Linked DNA regions of Homo sapiens: region 1 is linked to region 2. Evidence: chromatin loops called from intact Hi-C (ENCODE). Cell type or tissue: PC-3. All regions are shown on one strand. Each heading gives the region's core, and the rest is flanking DNA. Links, peaks and the distances in the headings are about the cores only.

Region 1 (2,917 bases), core at 89-2,588, 64 kb after region 2:
ACAATATTTCATCATGCAGTGCTATTTTTAAAAAGTGAGGATGGCATTTTCCAATGATATGTTAGAAGAGTTACACCTCTTCCCTCTCCACCTTTTCTCTCCAGAACCCAACCAACGAAGTTGTTTAAAAAAGAAACAGTCAATGCCTTTTCCACTTTTAGATCTGCATATTGGGCCACTCTTGGTTTCTTTTTTCTTATTTACTACTTGAGGGTGTCAATTTAAGAAAACTCAGCTCTCCTACCAGCAAGTCAGCTGGGACACATGTGTTCTGTTCATCTCTTCCAAAGGCACTGTGGAATTGTCCAGTCCCAGAGGCCTTGGGCTTTGAGGACGCAGCCCAGCAGTCGTGGTGCTGAATATGAATATAGTGGCTTCCCAACCCAAAAGACATTTCATTTATTATTTTAAAAATATTTTCTTTGGGCTCTTTTAATCCTCAGGGATATTGGCTTGATGAATAGCAAATAAATTCCCTAACCAGACTGTTGTTATAAATATCCGTGGCATTAATTCAAACCATTTGCATTGGAAACTTTTTTTTTCCCCTGGAGGAAAAGGGGTGGCTGATTTAACCTCAACATTTGGGACACGTTTTTCCCTAAAATAACTACAACATCCATCATTTTTTTTTCCTGCTGGTGTGTCAATTTTTTAATGAGAGGCTGGGTCCCTTTAGTACCTTTGGTCTCCATAGTAACAATTTCATGTGTTTATTCTGGCTTACTGAAATAAAACACTGAGGAAAAGGTCAGTGACTCATTTTTGATTGGGGGTTGCTCTAATTAGAGGATGATTATTTAAAATTTGGTCTCTAACACAAAGATACTATGTGCTTAAAAATAAGACCATGGCAAGCATTTTAAATGACAAATGATGAAACATTTAGACAGTGAGAGGCTTCCCAACTATGGGTCTTTCTTCACAGGTGCAGGTGTTTTCAAGATTATTATTGTTTTCATCCGTATTTAACTGACCTTGACTTCTTGCCATTCCCTCTCTGGTAGCAGGATCTGAGTAATGCATTAAGTAATGGATTAAAGTGTCTAGAATGACTAATGCAGTTCTAGGAGTCAATTTAGACCTATGGTATATGCATCTGAGATGAGCTGAATCAATACAATAAAGTCCTCTCAGATGGCCACTGAGTGGCCAGGGGAGGCATAAACCTTGCCTAGGTACAGTTTTTCTATCCCCTTGGTCACTGCAGGTTTTGGATCTGTAGGAAGGCAGAATGGGGCATGCAGTGCTTTGTGATTGTTGCCTTGGGTTGCCATTGCCATTGTTTGACTTAACATGTGTCACGCCTTTCTTTTCTCATCTGTGAAGTGGCAATAACAGCGGAAGCTGCATCGTAAGGTGTTTGAGTGGATTAAATACAATAATCATGCATGCACAGGGCTTAGCAAAAACTAGACCCTACTTAGGAAATACCGCAGCAGTGTTGGCTGTTTTAATTATTCTTTTACTTTCATTATTTGATTGGCACTTTGGCCTTTGGACTGAGTTCCTTTGTTCTCAAGGGAATTGCTTAAAACGAAGGTAAGACTCTGGCAAGTGAAGTTTCCACCGCAGAGAGTGAGAAATCAGTTTGAGCAGGTGTGGATGTGGCACTCTGCAGGGAACATTCTGTGGGGAATACTGTCCTCCGTTAGGGCTCCATGAGGCTTTGCTGTGTCATGGCTGAGAGCTGAGGGCTGCTTTGTCCTCTAGAACCCAGGCTCCCATGGACTGGCTCACAGGACAAAGGGCAGAGCTCAGGTAGTGGTCCTCAGGCCCTATCTGGTTGAATCTCCATCAAGCACATTTCTATAAAATACAAAGAGATGCAAACTTGGCTGGCAGAACTGGAAGACAGCTACACCCGTGTGACCCCATATTGTGGCCTAACAGGATGACTCCATGAGACACGGTGAAACCAGGTTGACCTTATGAGTGCAAATTGTGTGGGCTTGCAGAGAAAAGCTGAAAAGTTTAGATAAAATTCTGGGAATTTGAATGATGTGTTTTTCTAGTTACTCTTGAAAATCAGTCTCTTTGATGGGTCCTAGTAAATTTTAGACCTTAGAAGCCAGGCCTTAATTAGGGAACTTCACCCGTCCACTTAATTAACAACTATTCATGGCTCTGTGTCAAGCACGTGCTTAGTCAGCTGGGACACCACGATTCTCCTTTTTTGGAGCTTACATTTTAGGTGGGAGACAGAGACAGTAAATGAATGATAAAAGGAAGAAAATTACTGTAAAATATTACAAGCTATGAAGGAATAACATGCTAGAGAACATTTGTCAGACTCTTGATCTTTCTGTGTTGCAGCTAAGGATGGAAATAATGTTCTGTGGTAAAGATTGTGGAGTGAATCCTTCTCATTAAGTGTTGATACCAGCTTGGCCTTTCCTCTTAGGTTGTACAATTGGACTGAGCAAAGTGCTTGCTATTGCTGTTCTTATTTTAGTTGTGAATAACGATGTTGCTAGGGCCTAAGTCTCTTCTAGCTGTTATAATTACTATTTTTATTCTCATTGTCAGAAAACACAACTTTGCAAACTGATTTACTCACAGACTGCTTTCTCCTTGCCCCCGGTTAAGTATCTCGTGAATTTTGTGTTTCCCAGAACACATTTTGGGAAACAGTGTTTCAGAAAATTCAATTCTGATGGGCCTGTGTTATGAATTTCCAAAGAGTAGTAAGTATGTCTTCAAAGAGAAATATTCCAGATGAGATATCTGCGCTTGTTGGCTAACCTAGGTTTTTGAATGCCTGATTAAGGTCACCTATTTTTGGCTCATCATCTACCCCCATTAGTCAATGTTGTTGCAAACTAAAAATAGTCCCTCAAAACAAAACAAAACAAAACAAAAACAAGAGATATTTAAGGGCAAACAGATAAATTCCATTGTACAGTTTAATGTAAAA
Region 2 (2,917 bases), core at 106-2,605:
TAGGGGCAGGAGACCTCTTCTGTGTACCTCCCACTACCTCATGTCGGCAGCCATCTTCCCATTTGGCCTATATTAAGGTCATACCTATTGTTGTTGGTCCTTTATCCTTGCTTTGTGGAGGACCATCATGAAATCAAAATATTCTTCAGTGAATACTTTGCAGCTTGGAAGGTGCTTTTATTTACATTATCCCACTTGACTACGGATTCTACACACCAGATGCTAGGTTCATCCCAGAAGAGAGGCCGGGTCCAGCCCCCTGCCCCTAAGACCACCTCTAGTATGATCTTATCTAGCTTGTTTTTATGATGCAATGTTAATGCAGCCACTGCCCATAAGGGGACACATGAATCTGAAGGTATTTTCCATGCATGATTAACTTTTAAAGTTATGTTGTATTCCTTGGCCTAAGCAAGGTGTGACTGACCTTATGGCATCTGTAGTAGCCAAGGGTTGACATTAGAGAGGATGAAATAAGCAAGTGGTAATGGCTCTCAGGAATTATGGTAACAAGGAGAAGAGGATGGTTCTTCACTGCTAAGCAGCTTGACTAGGTGAGAGACAGCCAGCATCTTACTGCTTCCTGGCACATGGAGTGTTCCACTGAGAATCACAGGCAGACTCAGGCAACCAGCCACTTTTCAAATGGGCTGTCTTCTGTAGTGCTGTTCCACCACCATTCTGTGGGCCCAACTGTTGCCATTCTGGGGGATCTGCCATTGCTAGCTTAATTCCATTCACTTCAATTCAATTGCTGTTATGAAAGGCCTACTAGTGCTATTCCCCTGAGAATCTATAGAGACAGGGTAGAACTCTTGGATGAAAAGGTGAGGGCTTAGGACATCTGGTTAGTGGAACTTACTTATTTTTGGGCCTCTTTCATCAAGTAACACCAGCTGATGCCTAGGAGTGTGGGAGTCATATCGGCTTTGTTGTCGTCTGTTAGAAACTCTTCGTGTTCACAAAAAAAAAAAAAAAGCAGCCTTGGAGAAATCTTCAACCCAGAAGGAGTTAAGCTGTGTGTCTGCACAGCGCAGCTTTGTTCTGGCAAGGTCCCATCAGTTTAGGTCATTTCTGATGACTTCACTCTCCTGGTGACATCAGCCTCTAATCTCCTGAAGGTGAATTCATGTGCGATTGCTTCAAAATACTCACTCCCTGAGTTCCGAGCCATTCCCGTTGATATATGGACAGAGCTTGTCTTTCCCAGGCCACAGTCTGGTTTGTGCACTGCATTTGTGCTTACCGTATCATATTACCATGTGGACATTATGTCACTAACTGGCACAACCGGCTCAAAATGAAATATGCTTGCTGCAAGCAAAAACCCAAAAGCTAACATCAACTCTCCCCACCCCCTACCCCAGGTACAAAATAAAAGGGCTAGAGGGATGGCTGGACTAGATTTTGGTTTAATATGTTTCTAACTGTTCTCTCCCTCCTCTGCCTTTCTGTGGCCTGAATGTTGATAGTAACTTTATCATCCTTTTCAGTCCTTTATACCCACTAACTCTTGAAAATGTTTGGTCACTGATGGCACAAATTAAATGTAAGACTTTGGAATAATTTAGTTTAGCCTCTTCCTAAAATATCAAGTCTGTGAACTCAAGTAACCTTTTTACCTTCTAAGACCACTTTCTTTTCTTTGTCTTTCAAATGTCATAAAAGAATACAGAGTAGAAATGAAAGCAGCCTGGGCTTATTGGGTAGGTGCCAGGAATTAGCTTTGACAAAGATGGTGTTCTGTGCACTTGGCCCAAGCTGACAGGCATGCAGATGCCTCTAGAAATTGTGGGAGATGAACTGGAAGTATCCCCAGAGTTTGTCCAGTCTTAGGGTGGTGTAAGTACATTTTAGGCCCTTCTCCTGTTATCCACAGGCTGTGTTGACACCCTCTTGTGTCACCAGGGATTCAGAATGCCACAGTGCCTCCCTGACCACTATCATCCTCCTGCTGCCCCCACTCTGGGGCAGAAGAGGGTAGTCTGTCTACAGAGAAGCAGAGTCCCCACACCACTTCCAGGATCCCAAGCACCCATTTATTTTGATTAATAGCTCTTGGCAGTAGACAGTAGCTTCTGGAATACAGAACTGGCCGGGTACACACTGAGGTTTAAAATCACATCAAGAAAATAGCATACTAACACAGGATTGTTAAGGGGAGAAACTGGTGTTCAAACAATAAAATACTACTCTCACTGTTTATCTTTGTTTCATTTTGAAGGAAATAAAGAAATGAAACCTTACAAGTGTAGCAGCCCAGTTATCAAATAGTCATAGCCACAGACACTCAGTTTTGGGGTCAGCCCACAGACTATGGGGGTACTTTCTCTGCCTCTGCACAAAATAAATGTTGAGGCTCTCAATTTTTTGAGGACGGAAATAAAATCCCTGGATGCTTGCAAATATATTTTTTAATGCAGGGATAGCTAGGTTTTCTGAGTTTCAGTTCTGTTTCAGCTGGGGTGCGGGTGGGGGATGGCCTGCATCACAGGGGAAACTGGTGGAATCTTAGTCCAGGAGGCTGGCGCCATTACCATTCACATCAGCTCATGATATACAAAGGTACCAGACTTTTTTTTAAAGGCCCAGTATAAAGTAATCCAACTTTCTTTCTCCTGCTGTATATCCAAGGAGGTGGAAGTATTAAAGAACCCTTTTATACCTTCTCAATGCCATTCTCTTTCTTGGTTCATGCAGGAAAAAAAAAGAAAAAAAAAACACAGAAGACAGACTAGAGAAAAAAAAAACCCAAAAATCTAATTAAAATACAAAATTAATAAAACATTCTCATGTGCTCAAATCCTACATCTTCTCTTCTAACAGCATGGCTGTTATATATGCACCTGCTTACTCTCTTTCCCCAGTAAAGAAACAGCATCTCCTTACTCCAGAGGAATTGGAATTTCCCACTTCC

What was found. Hi-C counts contacts between places; a loop is a spot of excess contacts. Peaks named below come from ENCODE experiments on the same cell type or tissue, not always from the same donor. Only the 100,000 strongest peaks of a DNase experiment are listed, where the experiment ranks them.
Region 1: it touches region 2 in a loop (2.8-fold over the local background); 2 of 110 quality-filtered maps call a loop at or near these places.

Annotation. Positions count from the first base shown.
Region 1 is chr13:50,420,954-50,423,870 of GRCh38, forward strand. The region is part of intron 3 of DLEU1 (deleted in lymphocytic leukemia 1); the gene reads left to right. Among named protein-coding and RNA genes, the nearest start is that of DLEU1-AS1, 110 kb to the right of the region's middle. In PC-3, for the core only: no CTCF peak of the experiment used is centred there; a DNase peak (open chromatin) is centred at 1,038; H3K27ac peaks cover 1,589 bases.
Region 2 is chr13:50,356,668-50,359,584 of GRCh38, forward strand. The region is part of intron 2 of DLEU1 (deleted in lymphocytic leukemia 1); the gene reads left to right. Among named protein-coding and RNA genes, the nearest start is that of DLEU1-AS1, 170 kb to the right of the region's middle. In PC-3, for the core only: no CTCF peak of the experiment used is centred there; a DNase peak (open chromatin) is centred at 1,194; H3K4me3 peaks cover 578 bases; H3K27ac peaks cover 1,748 bases.